Linked DNA regions of Homo sapiens: region 1 is linked to region 2. A link is a loop called in an ENCODE intact Hi-C map of the cell type or tissue named here. Cell type or tissue: heart left ventricle. All regions are shown on one strand.

Region 1 (8,000 bases), 510 kb before region 2:
GCTGAGACCAGAGAGATAATTTCCTCTCTAGGCTGTTCTAAGGAAGAGCCCCTAAAGCCACGGGAGCAGTATGCGGAAACTCTCTGCACCATATTTGCAACTTTCCTGTAAATCTCAAAATGTTCCAAAATTAGATTTAAAATAGAAAATCCACAGGTAGAGCCCAATTGTAGCTCCAAGTGCCCCTCCGCACTGCACGGACCTGACATAAATTGGTGCTATTCCGATTTGTAACTCCAGGGGGCGCCATGCACACAGGCACAAGGTCTGACACATAGTAGGTTCTCTATATTGTAAATATCAACTGATAAACCCTTGAGTGGTCAAAATGGACATTTTGGGGGCCTCGAGAAAGGACTGTCTATTATACATGAAGGATATGGACCCTGAACTGAGGGAGTACTTACTAGATAATCCCAGGTGTTTAGGGGCATTTTAAACTACCTTGATAGGCATCAATAATTTGACATTTTCGTCTATGCCTATTGGTTTCTGTAAATGTCATGTCCTTGGGCAGTAACAAAGTCACAGGATAGAATTTAGAGTAGGATTTGCAGAACCATGACAAGATTTGGGAGAACCATTTTGAATAAGCAATTGGACTTTAACTGGCTCTCTTTTTTTCCCTTTTTCAAAACTATTAACTTTAAAGTGACACAATAATTTTCTTTCAGTAAAACTATAGTTGTTCATCACCAGAACATTATCCGGGATATCTGTCCTTAAGGCTACAAGGAAAACAAGATGACGGGAAGGAAATGGAAGGCATGAGAAAGATGCTATGCTGAATTCTGAATGTTGTCACATATGGCCTGCCTTATTTTAGTCACATTAAAATCCCTAGTTGATCTCTAGACCAATACAACAAACCACAGCCTAAATCTGTGACTGGGCCTCACACAAAATGATGGAATTCTTAACCAGAACATGATTCTTAGTGCGAATATATAATCCTTTAGTAAAAATGCTGTGGTGTACTTTTTAGCTATACCTTTGTAATATGGATACATCTACCTGAGATTCCCATTTCCAGCCGCCACTCCCTCAGCAAAACCAAAACAAAACAAAACAAAAGACCCAGGGTAATGGGATAAATAAGCAATGGTCTCTAATCATGCAGTTGATACAACAGTAAGCTTCCTAGGGCAGGAACGTCAGGGAAGCTTTCCCAGAAGAGGTGACTTTGGGCTAAGTCCTCAAGGATAAGTAGGAGGTTGCCAGTTCGACAAGGGAGAAACAGGGGAAGGCAAGGACTTTTAGGCAGATGGGAAAGCAGTGATACCTTCCATTTGCCCCTTTGGAATCACTCTCTCCACCCTCCTCTGGGACCCATAGCTTCCCACAGAGTTTGGCCAAGGGGATGCTGAAGATGTTGGTGCTTCCCCTGCTGCAGCCAGCATCGACTTCCTGCCTGAACTTTGAGTGGAGGAATTAGAGGAGGGCGTCTAAAGATGGAGCTAATGGTGCACTTTAATTGGGAAAGATGAACATGTGGGTTCCAGGGCATACACACTCCCTGCTCTCTGTGTGGAAGATGATGCCAGAAGCCTTTCCAAGGTGAGTTACAAACAAAGTGCCCCAACCAGCCTGCTCACCAAACCTCCTAATTATGCCAGCCTTGAGCCAAAAATTCTATCCTAACCCAATGGGAGGGTGGAGGTCAGAGGGATACAGCTGTCTGCCTGAGTTCCAATCACAGGTCTGAATAGGTCATTTCTTGTATCACGCATTTCCCCCAGAAAGGGCTGAAATGCTTTTCCAACACAGGAGAGGTCAGAATAGGACCAGTCACAAAGCCAGAGCTTGTGGTCTCAGAGAAGCTGCCCAGGAGCCTCCGGGCTTCCACTCCTCTGCCCACACATCCTCCCAACCTTGGTCTTGTGGCATCTTTCCAGACACTGTCAGGGATGGTAGGCCATGGAAAGATTCAAAGACCAGGACAGTGGTGCTCAGAACTTTGGTGCACAACAGACTTCAGGGAGAATGTTGACAATAAAAACATCAGGATGGTTTAGGGCATCTGTGTGGTTAGCAAACTCCCTGTGTGTCTCTGAGGCATGCCAGAGTTTGAGCCTACTGGACAAAGGAAATCCTCAGATGGAAAAAGGATGGATGTCTCTATTTGGTAAGCATTTATTATTGTCACTACTACTATTAATATTGTTAGAAGAATTGAATTTTACAGCAAATGTTGTAATAGTCAAGTAGCTGAATGATAATTACCAATAATGATAATATCATGATTTGCAGCTACTGTGTACCAGGCTCATTTTGTGCATGAAAACATATCCTTACGTAAATAAAATGTGGTACATCCATACAACAGAAAATTATTCAGCCTTTTAAAATACAGGAATTTCTGACACATGCTGCAATATGGATGAACCTTGATGACATTAGCTAAGTGAAACAAGCCAGTCGCAAAAGGACAAAGATTGCATGACTCCACCAATATGAGGTACCCAGAATAGTCAACTTCACAGCAACAGAAAGTAAAAAGGTGGATACCAGGGCTGGGGGAGGGAGGAATGGGGAGTTACTGTATAATGGGGACAGAGTTTCAATCTGGGAAGATAAAAAAGTTCTGGAGATGGATGGTAGTGATGGTTGCACAACGATGTGAATATACTTCATGCCACTGGACTACGCCCTCAAAAATGGTTAAAGTAGTAAATTTTATGCTGTGTATACTTTACTACAATTTTAAAAATTATTTCAATAAAGCTAGGTTGGAAAGTGAAGCATGAACTTCAGAGTCAGGCAGGTCTGGATGTGAATCCCAGCTGCCTGAACAATCTTTGGCAACGTGACCTCCCTGAGCTTCCACTTTCTTTTCTGTGATATGAGGAGGGGGCAAGAAGCAACATCTTGGGGTGTATGGAATGGCAGCCATTTTACAAAAATTATCTCAGATATCTGTCCCCCAGCCCTATAATGCCAGTGGGTAATTATTAGCCTCATTTTACAAATGAGAAAGTTGAGCCTCAGTGAAGTGATGGAGTGTGTGTAAGGTCACACAGTCAGGAAGTAGAAGGGCCAGGGTTCAAAATATAAAGATAAAGATGAACATAAAACTGGGCTCTGTATTTCCTGCATTATGATCCTCCAGACACATCTTGAAGCACACGCAGAATCTCACCTTGGGTTTGAAGACTTGGAGGGCACAAACCCAGATGCCCGATTTAGGGACCACTGTTCAGATTCTGATATAAAACCTACTGTTTTAAAGGCCATTACCCAGCACCTCTCAGTTTATGGGCCTCTTTTATATTTACAAGTCCTATGAATGTGCAATTGAAATAGACCAAAAAATGTGTCTCTAGAATCTTACGTGCTTGGAAATCAAAGCAGGACACACTGGTGAAGACAGAAGTTGTTCCAAAAGCTGAAGTCTAAATTATGGGAATCAAGTTGAAATCTCAGTTCTCAGAGTAAAGTTCAAAATACATAAAGAACCAGACAAGATAACAGGTATCATTGCCAAGAGAAGGGAATGGAACTTCAGCAGGAAAAACAAGCCCAAGAGAGTTATCAGATGCTAAAGACCCAGGGTTTCCATGCCACTTCCCCGCCGGGGGCCTCACATGGAGCCCCCTGACTCCAGGATGTGCCATTCACATGTGCTATTCAATAAGATAAATGGTGCCCCCTTAAGTTGTGCGGTATGCCAGCCGGCTCCATCTTCAGGTTATGAGGATTTCTAAAGAGATCAACCATGGTGGGGAGTCAAAGAAGATGGTGAAGTAAGATGTGGGAAATGCCCTTTCAAAAGGTGAAAGCAACATATCCAACATGTGTGCAGCACCTGGTCTGTGTCTCCTTCCTAGGTCTTCACTTGTTTTGTCTCATTTTATTCTCTGCATCTCCCATTTAAGAAGCTCAGAGAGGTTCAATAACTTGGCCACAGTCACACAGCTAGTTTTGGTAGAACCCCAGTTGGAATCCAGATCACTGACTGCACATCAGTCCCTCTCCATCCAGCCACCAGCTGAGAGGACTCCAAGCCAGTCTGGACATGATTTTAACCAGGCCAAACCAGGCTGGAAGAGCCATTGAGGGCTGATGGAAGGAGGAAATTAAGCCACAGAAAGGTAACCTGAAGGGTTTGGGGTATAAACAGAGGGAGGAGGAGACCCAGTTCCTCTAAGCTCTAAGGACCGGGGGGATGAGAATTGAGGGGTTACTGTTGATTAGCATCAGTGAAAACTAGCATCCAGGGTAGGGAGCTGCCACTTGTCTCCCCACTTTCCCAAGTCTCTGTCTTTCCAGGCTTTACTGAGGGATGACCAGTCTGTCCCTGGGTTCTGAACATTCTGGAAATGGCTCTACTGGGGTATTGGAGGGTAGGGGCACTGGAATGCAAAGCTCTGACTTTGGGTCAGGAAGCCTATCTCAGGCACTTGGGTCCAGAAGTGGCCTGTGAACTCAGCATTGGATGGGAGAAAGAGGGACTGAGGTCTTGTCCTTTCTTGGCCCCTTTGAGCTTGACTTTGGGTGTGTCACCTTGCCTCTATGACACTCAGTTTCTTACTTCAATATAGTACAAGGAGGTTAGACTTAGATGATATTTCTAACTGTTTTTCCATACCTAACATCCTTTGTTTCTGGAATTTGCCTCTGCTCCAATCAGAAAGGCTAGAGTAAAGCCTTCTCCAGGGCAGTGGCCTTGTTTTGCAGGCTCACTTGGTCTGGGTGGCTCAGTTGTGTCCCGCCCTTCTCCTTACCCACATGCTCCAGGGCTCAGGCTTCATGAGGAGAAGTGGGGGAGGGGAGCAGCAGCAATGCCTCCCTGGTTCCCAGCACCTCCCTACCTTTCTGAATTTTTAAAAGTGCCTTTACTCAAAGTTCATCAAAAATTCATCAGGCTTGGGATTGGCCCAAGTGTTTGCCTGAGGAGCCAAGTCAAGGTGGAACAGGAGGCCAGCAGGTGGTGCAGACCTCTGGAGCTGCACTGAGGGCATGGCACAGGCCTATATGCTGAACCCTGCACCACCCCGTGGAGAGAGGCCAGAGACCAGGGCAGCAGCCTGCCTGGGGAAGCTTGATCCCACCTCTGGAGACAACCTTTCATCAGCCTGGGCCTTACCTTCTGCAAAGTAGGAGTCAGAGCCTGCCTGTCCTTTTCAAGGAGGTCGGGAGGATCGATGAGGCAATGGGCAGGCCTCACTCTTTCTAAAGTGAGGGCTTTAACATATGGAAAGGGAATTGGATAGCATCACAACTGACTTTAAAGGAAGGTATTTGAGAGCTCCTGGGAGAGCCCAGTGTTTCCAGCCTGGGCAGATGCAAGGGGAAGAAGGGAGATTGCTGGGCCAAACACTCTCCTCTGGGCTTCCAGTAGCTCCTTTCCTCATCCACCTTGTCTCTTTAGCTGCTACAGAAGATTCTGTTTTGGAAAAAAAAAAAAGATGCTGTTAACTTTTTAAAGTTTGCATAGCACTGAATAGTCCACTCTTTCTTTAGAGAAAAAGAAACGGAGGCCCTGCATGGAGAAGTGACTTTCCCAAGGCCATTCAGCCAATCAGTAGCAGAGATGGGGCTGGAGCCCAAGGGTTCTAGCTCCCAGGCCAGGAGCCTGCCTGCTTCTGCATCAGTTTCACCTTGCCAATGCCTTTGTCTGGATGTGTCCTTGGTCACCCAAACCAGATGTCAGCTTATCTGACCACAGAAAGACATTCTCCAAGTCAGCATGACCAGGTTAAGAAAGTGAGTGGATCTTCATTGGACGCCCATGATGGGATGTTCTTGTTTGTGTCTGGCTTATAGGTGCCCCTGGCTGGAGTCTTTCTGTGGAACAAAGTGAAGACCCTCCAGCCCCCAACAGGTACTTGGGTTTCAGTCCTCAGAGCACTGGGTTATCTGGTCCAACTCTCTGGTTTTCAGATGTGGAAATTGAAGCCCAAAGAAATTGTAAGTCAAGGGCAGGCATGGTGTGGGTCACACCTATAATCTCAGCAGTTTGGAAGACAAAGGCAGAAGGACTGCTTGAGGACAGGGGTTTGAAACCAGCCTGAGCAACAGAACCAGACCCTATCTTTATAAAAAATAAAAATAATTAAAAAATTAGCTAGGCACGGTGGCACACACCTGTAGTCCCAACTACTCTGGAGGCTGAGGTGGGAGGATCACTTGAGCCCAGGAGGTTGAGGCCACAGTGAGTCATCATCAAATCACTGTACTCCAGCCTGGGCAAAAGAGCAAGACTCTGTCTCTAAAAAGGAGGAGGAGGAGAGTTGTGAGTCAAATTGACACTAGGCCTCCTGGGTGCCCAGTTAGTGCTCCTGCCACATCACCACACCTCCACTGGTTCTCTGTTCTCCTAGAAGTCCCCTCGGCCCCTCCTCCCCCAGAGGTGTCACGAGGCTGGGGAGGTATGGGGATCCACTCTGGAGGTCTTCACCTCTCGCACTGTATCAGAGAGTCTTGGCCAGCTCTCAGAACCAGAAAACCCACTGAGGACCAAGCAGGACCATAAACCGCAATAATCATGTTTTTAATAATCGCCTAGAGTTTGTTTAACATACAATCACAGCCAGCAATAAATCCAAATTAAAGGCCCAACCAGGAGGCCTAAGTTAAGCTGCCTGCTTGGAAATAGAACAGCTGAAGAAGAGGAGGGGAGAGGAGGAAGAGGAAGAGTAGGAGCAGGAGAAGGGGAGCAGCCCTCTGAGGAGGTAACACCCTCAGGAGGGCCAGGGAGGTGGCCCCAAGCAGGTTAGTAGGTTCCTGCCTGGCCCTAGCTCCAGCCCCAACCCTAGCACAGGTCTTGCTATCTTCACCCAAAAGGATTTCTCAATGGTTCAAGCAGAGAAAATATCTAAGTTCCAAAACCTCAGAGCTGCAAAAGAAAGAGACAATATTCACTCCTCTGCCTGTGGGCACACAAGCTCCATAAGGGCAAGGACCTTCTTGTTATGTTCAGTTCTGTGCTGCCCCCAGCTCCTGGCATCTAGTAGGTAATCAGCAAACATCTGTTGAATAAACACATGAATAAATGAGTGAGTGTGAACGAATGCTTTCCCATCCATTTATTCATTCATTTGGGATATTTTTCCCTCTCAAATATTCATTGAGCAACTATAGTACCTGCAGGTACAGAGATGAACAAGATTCCTGTCATCTAGAAACTGAGTGCCAAAGGACGAATAACAGAGATGACTCCAGCCTAAGGGGGCCTGGCCAGGCCAGCAGTGAAGGGTGGGAAGAGTAAAGGGTTTCAGAAGGGGTTTGCTTAAAGCTGAGTTCTGAAGAGCAATTAAGTGTTAACCAGACTCGCAGGAGCCTAGACCTGGGTGTGGCAAGTGATACTGACCAGAGGATAATGTTCTAGACCAAAGGGGCAGCATGTGCAGAGCAGGGGAGCAAGAGAGGATGTGGCATTGCCCAAGAACCACAGAGAGTTCAGTGGGGCTGGGAACAGAATGAGAGCTGGAAGCCGAGGAGGAAGGAGGGAGGGAGGTGGACAGTTGGCAGGGGCCAGCCATGGACAGCTGTGTGAGCCATGCTAAACAGTTTGGACTTTATCCCGGGGGCAAAAGGGAACTTATGGAAGTGTTTTAAGCAGGAGGTTGACATGACCAGAATTGAAGTTTGGAAAAATCGCTCTAGCCGCAGTATGGAGAATGGATTAGAGGTGAGGGTGCCTGGGGCCAGGCAGAGCCGTCAGGAGGTGGCTGCGGTGATCCACTGAGAAAAGCGAGGGCTGGGACCAGTGAGGGATGTTGACACAGACACCAAGGAGGGCCAAACTCAAGGGATGGGGAGGGAGCAAAGGGCGGCAGTGACTGAGTGTGGGAGTGAGGCAGTGGGGGCATCTGGTGTCTCCCAGTATCTCAGGTGAGTGGGCAATAGCAGTGCCGCTGAGAACCGAAGTGGAGCATGCTGGCCAAGACACTAGGTCTCCTGCAAAGGCCTCTCTGGGAAGATATAGCCACTTGCCGCCTGCAAGGGAGGACAGACACACTCCCCTAGGTCTGCCTTTGGTCCAGTTTGGAAACTGA
Region 2 (8,000 bases):
TCAAAACCTTTACCTGTCCCATATTATAGTATGAGACCAGCAGAATGGACCTGGTTCAAGTGGTTGTGATAATCTACAAAGATCCTGAGATGACTCGAGCAGATGGTTATCCTATAACCAATCCAGTCCTCTAATGAATGCAATAGAGCAGATTTCACAGTAGGAAGCAATGGGAAATGGGAGGTGGGTTCAGAAAATAGGGGCTGCTGAGATTGTTTATCAGCTGAGTGACCCCAAGCAAATTACTTACTTAATCTCTTCTCCAGAGACTTGCCAAGGGGTGAAGCAATTCAGCAGCTAGCATTAGATGCAGCCTCCAGTACTCAAAGAGAGTTTGAATTCAAAGACTAAAAAAAGTTCACAAACACCCGGTAGTTATTTGTAAACCACCACACTCAGAAAACACTCAAAAGATAGGCTAAAAATTCTGGAAACCAACAAAAGCAGACTGTTATTTAAAAGAATGGGCCAGGTGTGGTAGCTCACGCCTGTAATCCCAGCACTTTGGGAGGCCGAGGTGGACTGATCACCTGAGGTCAGGAGTTTGAGACCAGCCTGGCCAACATGGCGAAACCCTGTCTCTACTAAAAATACAAAAATTAGCCAGGCATGGTGGTGGGCACCTGTAATCTCAGCTACTCAGGAGGCTGAGGCAGGAGAATTGCTTGAGCCATGGAGGCAGAGGTTGCAGAGAGCTGAGATCACGCCATTGCACTCCAGCCTAGGTGACAGAGTAAGACTCCATCTCAAAAAAAAAAAAAAAATGGGCCTGTTGTAGTGGCTCACACCTGTAATGCCAGCTACTGGGTGGCTGAGGTGGGAGGATCACTTGAGCCTGGGAGATCAAGGCTGCAGTGAACTGTGATTGCACCACTGCACTCCAGCCTGGGTGAGAGGGAGACCCAGTCTCAAAAAATAAAAATTAAAAAATAGAAGGTGGTGGCCAGGTGTGGTAACTCACACCTGTAATCCCAGTACTGTGAGAGGCCAAGAGAGGAGAATCACTTGAGGCCAGGAGTTTGAGACCAGCTCGCAGCCTGGGCAACATAGCAAGACCTCACTCTGGTGTCAAGGCTGGACTGTAGTGATGCACTCTTGGCTCATTGCTGCCTTGACCTCCTGGGCTCAGGTGATCCACCCACTTCAACCTCCTGAATAGTTGGGACTACATGCACATGCCACCATACTCAGCTATTTTTATTTTTGTAGAAACGGAGGTCTCACTATATTGCCTAGGTTGGTCTCAAACTCCTGGGCTCAAGCGATCCTCCCGCCTCAGCTTCCCAAACTGTTGGGATTACAGGCATGAGCCACTCCCCAGGCTCTACAAAAAAAAAAAAAAAATTAATTAAAATAAAAGGATGGAGGCCAGGCACAATGGCACATGCCAGCACTTTGGAAGGCCGAGGCGGGCAGATCACCTGAGGTCAGGAGGTTGAGACCAGCCTGACCAACATGTAGAAACCCTGTCTCTACTAAAAATACAGAATTTGCCAGGTGTGATGGCACATGCCTATAATCCCAACTACTCTGGAGGTTGAGGCAGGAGAATCGCTTGAACCTGGGAGGCGGAGGTTGTGGTGAGCCAAGATCGTGCCATTGCACTCCAGCCTGGGCAACATGAGTGAAATTGTCTCAAAACAATAAAAAATAAATAAAAAATAAAAGGATTGTGAATTATAGGCTAAAATTTCCCATTGTTATTTAAAAAAATAGCCAAACACAGACTGAATCCCATATCTACCAAAAGTAACATCAACAGTCAATTCAGTGGCTTCATTTTATAAACCATATGGATGCAGTACAGTATAAACTAGGATAAACAACCATGCCCAGGAAGAAAGAATGGTCCCTACAAGAAAGACATGCATATGGGTAAAGGCAAGGGCTGTAAAGGACTAGTTATGTTAGCTTCTTTTCAAACCCAAAATGGAGACTTCTTCAGCCAAGCTCAAATACTAGAAGTCTTGACTTTTTAACAGCACCAAGTTTCAAAACACAGGCACACGAGTTACAGCAGACAAACACATCCTGTTTGCACTTGACTTCCTGTTTTGGGCTATCTGATCTCTTTCCACCGCTGTACCCTAGACCTTCAACAAGTAGGTAACCTTTCATATCTGCTGCCAACTGGTTCACTAGACAGTATTTCAGTGACAATAAAGTACATTATTATATGAGTCAGGTAAAAGATTCACCTAACAAGCACCAAAAACCAATCATGAGTGTCTAAGACACTTTCTGGATTTCCCATGCTTCGTACTGACATCTGACTTAAGCAATAAAAACTTAACACAAATAGTGCTGAGATAAGGAAATAAAGCCTGAAACAAAACTTCGAATATGAGGGCTGGGAAAAAGAGCAAGAAAAATTGAAAATGTTTTAATAATTAAACGCTGGCCCCTTTTCAAATGCAGAAGGAACAGATTCCCAGAAGGGAGTGACTGAGACAGTTAAACAGCCCTTTCGTGAACACTGCCTCAAATCCAACCTGCTACCAACTGGACAAAGTCTACTTTTCAGCATTGCAAAAGCCTTCAATTTTAGACACCTAAAGCCTCCACTTCAAGTGTAACTTTCCACTACTTTCAAAGATTTGGTGGTTTCCCAGGCCACATTCAGTTCTAGAAGTAAACACTGGGCAACAAATACCCCAGCTTAATGGACAAGTCATTTAGCCTCTTTGGGTCTGTTTTCTCATCTGGAAAACAGGAAGGTTGAACTACATTCATCTCTAATGTTTTCTCCAGCTGTAGAAAAATTTGAGGATTCAATATTAACGGTTAGCAGAAGTTTCTGTGGTTTCCTGCATTATTTCTTTGGTCAAATAAGATGCCTTTGACATCCCACATCCCACACTGTGAATAAAATGCCCTGATCTACCTCCCCAGTACCGGAAGATTTTTTTTCCCTTTCCCTTTCACTTGAAACATGCATTGGAAAATTTCCCTCTTGAAAGCAATATACTGACAAATTTTAAGTACTGTTCTTTATACATGGTCTTTTATTAAGATGTTAATGTAATCACCAGTCAATTCCTATGCTGCTCATCTGATTCATGGGGGAACTCAAGCCACAAAAGGATGGAGAAAATCTGACCAGCAGCATGTGGCACACCCACATAGTGACTGCTAATGAGGAGAGAATGAGGCAAAATCTGGGTAAAAAAAAGGGGGTGGTAAAGAGAAGTTCAGTGAGTCAGTGCAAGGGAAAACACAGGTTAATAGAAAAGAAAGAAAAGGAAATGTGAAAGGAAGAAGAAAAGCAAAAAAGGGAGGGAATCTATAATAAACAATGAGTAGAAACTTAAAAACCTGAAATTCTGTTCAGTTATTCATTCATTCATCCAATAGATATTGAATGCCCACTATGTGCAGGGAACTGAACTAGATACTAGGAGAAAGACAAAGGTCAACCAGACAGATCTGCTCAGTGAGGCCATGGTCTAGTAGGAGATAGGTAGGTACACAAACAACTATAATAGATGGCAGAAAGTGTAATGTGCCACAAAGGAGACATAAAAGAGAATTCTCTGCTATGAGACTCAGGAAGAAGTGATTACTCCCAGTGAGGGATCAGACTAGGGAGCCTTCATGGGAAGAATGACATTCCAAGCCAAAAGCACAACAGAAACAAGGGTACTCAAGTAGGAAATCAAGATCATACAGGAGCAGTGAGTAACTGGCAATAGCTAGTGATCCAGAGAGCCATGTCTAAATTGGATAGGTGGACTGGAGCCAGACTGAGTATTCAGAAATTGGCATTAGTATCTGAATTTAAGTCTAGTGGAAGAGGAAGGGGACAGGAAGGAGTTGATGGACTAGGAGCTGGAAGAAACTCAAAAACTTAACCCATAAAATTAAGATAATAAAATCAACACAAAATCAATGTGCACAGATATGTAAAGTTCCTCCAAAGAGACAGAGTATCTTCCAAACCAAAAGCAAGAAGAGGACAAAAAGGCTTGGATGACTATATTAATACACGGGTATTTAAACAAAGAATGTGACCACATCTAAGACTGGTTAACAAAGAAATCTGGAAAAATCTAGAAAAAACAGGGAGGGGCATTTTGACTCCAGAACTGCCCAAAGCCAAGAAATACTAGAGATAGGTGACACAACATCTTCTCTGCAGTGGAACAAGGTTATTTCACAAAGCTTAGATGGGTACAGCATATAGTAGCAGCTAGGGGTAGGGGCTCTTAGGGGCAGAGGGACTTGGTTCAAATCTCAGTTCAGCATCTTATCAGCTTGAAGAGAGCTTGGTTTCCTCATTTGTAAATTGAAGATAATTGTACCTACTTTGCAGGAGGATCACTGGGACAATGAAATGCCCTACTGTATGCAAAGTACTTAATACAATACCAGGCATTATGGGAAACAATAATCTTTTTTGTAACTATATTCTCCCCCACAAACCATTCTATCTTATAAATCCATGCTCACCAAGCAAGCTTGATATTATTAAATTTGATTGCCAGATCTCTTGATATTGAAAAGCAATTATCCTAACAAATTCCAGAATCCCGTTAACGGAAAAGGAATCCTTCATTCTAAAATAATAAATTGGCATTCCATTCTGAGCTCAATCACTCAAGTCTGAATACAATCCTGTCTTCAAGACTAATTATTTCCAGGTTCTCCACAAAATACATTTTGTGACCCAAGACTAGACTGACGACACAGTGACCAAAATCCTGAGGGGTCATCCTGAGAAGCTAGATTGGCACCACCCTGGCCAGCCCTACCTAATGCCACCCTCGCTCTACAAGCTAACTTGTATAATACTTTCCCATACTTCTCCACCTTCCACCCCTGTCATACCCTTCAATCAAGCACTATAGTGAAGCACTTTACCTTCCTCTCTAACCGTGTAGAGGTCAAATACACCATCTTATCCATTTTTGCATTTTCCTCCATATCCCAATATAACTTGCATCAAAAGAACCACAATAAATATTTACTGTAAAACACAATTTTGCTTAACAACACAAGCCATTGCATTCCACCATTCCCACAAGCTGAGGCCTCTTTCTGATTTATTTTTCCCACATCAGATGGGTAATGCACTGACTTTGTAGTAACAAGGCTTGATGGAGGCACATCTCATACATGTGCATGAAAATCCAATCATTACACTTATGAACAACAAAATAATCCCCTTTCTAATTTACTGAACTCTTACTCTATCTTTTATCTTCCCCTCCCTCCCCCACCTCTCCATTCCTAAACTGCCAGATTACTATAGAAAAATCAGAAGACTTTATTTAACTGGGTTGCTAACAAATTCATACAGCTGGGGTAAGCCATCACTGGGCTCTAAAAACCTTTCATTCCTCTCTAGCTGATGTCCTGATAGGGCTTTCCAAAGAGCAGTGTCATGCAAGGTTTAGGAGCATGGGGCCTGGGTCAGACAGAACTCATAGTCTTCTTTCTGTGTGACCTGTTAAGGTGATTAATTCCCTAAGCGTCATTTTTCTCATCTGTAAAATGAAGTACCTAAAAGAGGTCATTCACACAAATCCTTAACACTAACACAGTGACAGGCTTAGAGTAGGTGCTTAGTAAACACCGATCCAACAGCTTTTTTTTTTTTTTTGAGATTGAGTCTTGCTTTGTTGCCCAGGCTGGAGTGCAGTGGCGCGATTTTGGCTCACTGCAAGCTCCACCTCCCGGGTTCACGCCATTCTCCTGCCTCAGCCTCCTGAGTAGCTGGGACTACGGGTGCCCACCAGCACGCCTGGCCAATTTTTTTGTATTTTTAGTAGACACGGGGTTTCACCGTGTTAGCCAAGATGGTCTCGATCTCCTGACCTCGTGATCCACTTGCCTCGGCCTCCCAAAGTGCTGGGATTACAGGCGTGAGCCACAGCGCCCGGCCAATGGTCACCAATGATCTTCTGATGGATAAATGTGTGATTCTTTCCTATGTCCTCAACCTTCATGACTCCCTGAAGCCCCATGCACCCAAAACCTACCCAAATTCTTCATTATGAAGCTGTCTTCAGAGGGTTACCAAGAACTATGGACAGAAATATAACTTTAATTAAGCATTAGGCCAGGTGCGATGGCTCACCTGTAATCCCAGCACTTTGGGAGGCCAAGGTGGGCGGATCACCTGAGGTCAGGAGTTTGAGACCAGCCTGGCCAAAACGGTGAAAACCCATCTCTACTAAAAATACAAAATTAGCCAGGTGTGGTGGCACACACCTGTAGTCTAGCTACTCAGGAGGCTGAGGCAGGAGAATCACTTGAACCCAGGAGGCAGAGGTTGCAGTGAGCCGAGATCATGCCATTGCACTCCAGCCTGGGCCACAAGAGCAAAACTCCATCTCAAAAAAAAACAAACAAACAAACAAACAAAAAAAAAACATTAATCAGGCTGGATTTTGACACATTTCCTTGTAACTGAAAGTCACACAGCGCTAGATACTGACCATTTGCATCCCTATTGTTTCTAAAGATAGTATCTCTGACATTAGAAGCATAAGGCTTTTTTTTTAAGAATTGCTTGAGATATTTTTCAGATCCCAAATTCTGGTAAAACAGCTGATGCCAACCAGTTTGAAGACCCTCAGAGAGAAATAAAATCAGCATAATACAGTTTTTTCATCTCCGGGTCCCATTACTTCACCTTTCTCTCTCTGACCACCCAACAATCTCCACATTCCAGCCCACTCCAAAATCCTTAAAAACCCTAGCTCCAAACTCCTCAGGAGGACGGATTTGCAGTTCCCTCTCATCTCCTCATTCTGCAGCCCAACAAATAAACCCCGCCCCCAGGTCTTGGGTATTGACTTGCCACACATCAGACAGCACACTTACTCTGGATACACTTGAATTCCCCTTACAGACTCCTTCTCCCACACTGGCTCCCACTGCAAGCGTGGTAGCCTGACTTACCTTTGACATCAATGACCACTCTTGCTCCCTTATTTTCCTTCCCTGGTTCCTTCTTTTGCCCCCTACATAGGCCCTAGGGTTCTGTACTCCATACTCTTCCTTCTTCCTTTCCTTCTCTAGTGAATTTTACTTCTACTTTTTTTTTTTTTTTTTTTTGAGACAAAGTTTTGCTCTGTTGCCCAGGCTGGAATGCAGTGGCATGATCTCGGCTCACCACAACCTCCGCCTCCTGGGTTCAAATGATTCTCCTGCCTCAGCCTTCTGAGTAGCTGGGATTACAGGCATGCACCACCACGCCCGGCTAATTTTGTATTTTTAGTAGAGACGGGATTTCTCCATGTTGGTCAGGCTGGTCTCAAACTCCTGACCTCAGGTGATCTGCCCACTTCAGCCTCCCAAAGTGCTGGGATTACAGGCGTGAGCCACCATGCCCAGCCTGGTTCTACTTTTTAAATGCATCCTGCAACTATCCCGTTCTATGTCCACTGCCATATCCTGCCCTATCTGCGATGATCCTTCTCAAGAAGGGAGACAAACACTTCCTTACTGGTCCCTTCTTTGTGACTCTCTATTCTCTACAGAGTAGCCAGGGTAACCTTTTATTTAGAAAAAGAATCTTTGCTTGTCACTTTCTGTTTTAAGCCTTCAATGGTGTCCCACCACCCTTTTTTTTTTTCTTTTTCTTTTTTTTTGAGACAGAGTTTTCACTTTTGTTACCCAGGCTGGAGTACAGTGGTGCAACCTCGGCTCACTGCAACATCCACCTCCCGGGTTCCAACAATTCTCCTGCCTCAGCCTCCCGAGTAGCACGGATTACAGGCATAAGCCACCATGCCTGGCTAAAATTTTTTATATTTTTAGTAGAGATGGGGTTTCACCACGTTGACCAGGCTGGTCTCAAACTCCTGACCTCAGGTGATCCACCTGCCTCAGCCTCCCAAAGTGCTAGGATTACAGGTGTGAGCCACCATGCCCAGCCCCACCACACTTTTGAGTGAAGGCTAGACTCACTATCTAGCCCACAAAGTCCCCATGTGATGTGGGCTCTGCTTGCCTTTTCCACTTTACCTCATGCAGCTCTCCCACTTCACTCA

The links. Peaks named below come from ENCODE experiments on the same cell type or tissue, not always from the same donor. Only the 100,000 strongest peaks of a DNase experiment are listed, where the experiment ranks them.
Region 1: it touches region 2 in a loop (5-fold over the local background); 2 of 110 quality-filtered maps call a loop at or near these places.

What each region holds. Positions count from the first base shown.
Region 1 is chr17:34,542,677-34,550,676 of GRCh38, forward strand. No RefSeq gene overlaps it. Among named protein-coding and RNA genes, the nearest start is that of TMEM132E-DT, 33 kb to the right of the region's middle. In heart left ventricle, a CTCF peak has its summit at 243 (motif pointing right); no DNase peak of the experiment used is centred here; H3K27me3 peaks cover 4,670 bases.
Region 2 is chr17:35,049,334-35,057,333 of GRCh38, forward strand. The region is part of intron 1 of RFFL (ring finger and FYVE like domain containing E3 ubiquitin protein ligase); the gene reads right to left. All of the region lies in intron 5 of RAD51L3-RFFL (RAD51L3-RFFL readthrough), which reads right to left. LOC124904123 (small nucleolar RNA U13) reads right to left here and starts at 5,161; the gene lies at 5,055-5,161. In heart left ventricle, no CTCF peak of the experiment used is centred here; no DNase peak of the experiment used is centred here; H3K4me3 peaks cover 535 bases; H3K27ac peaks cover 955 bases.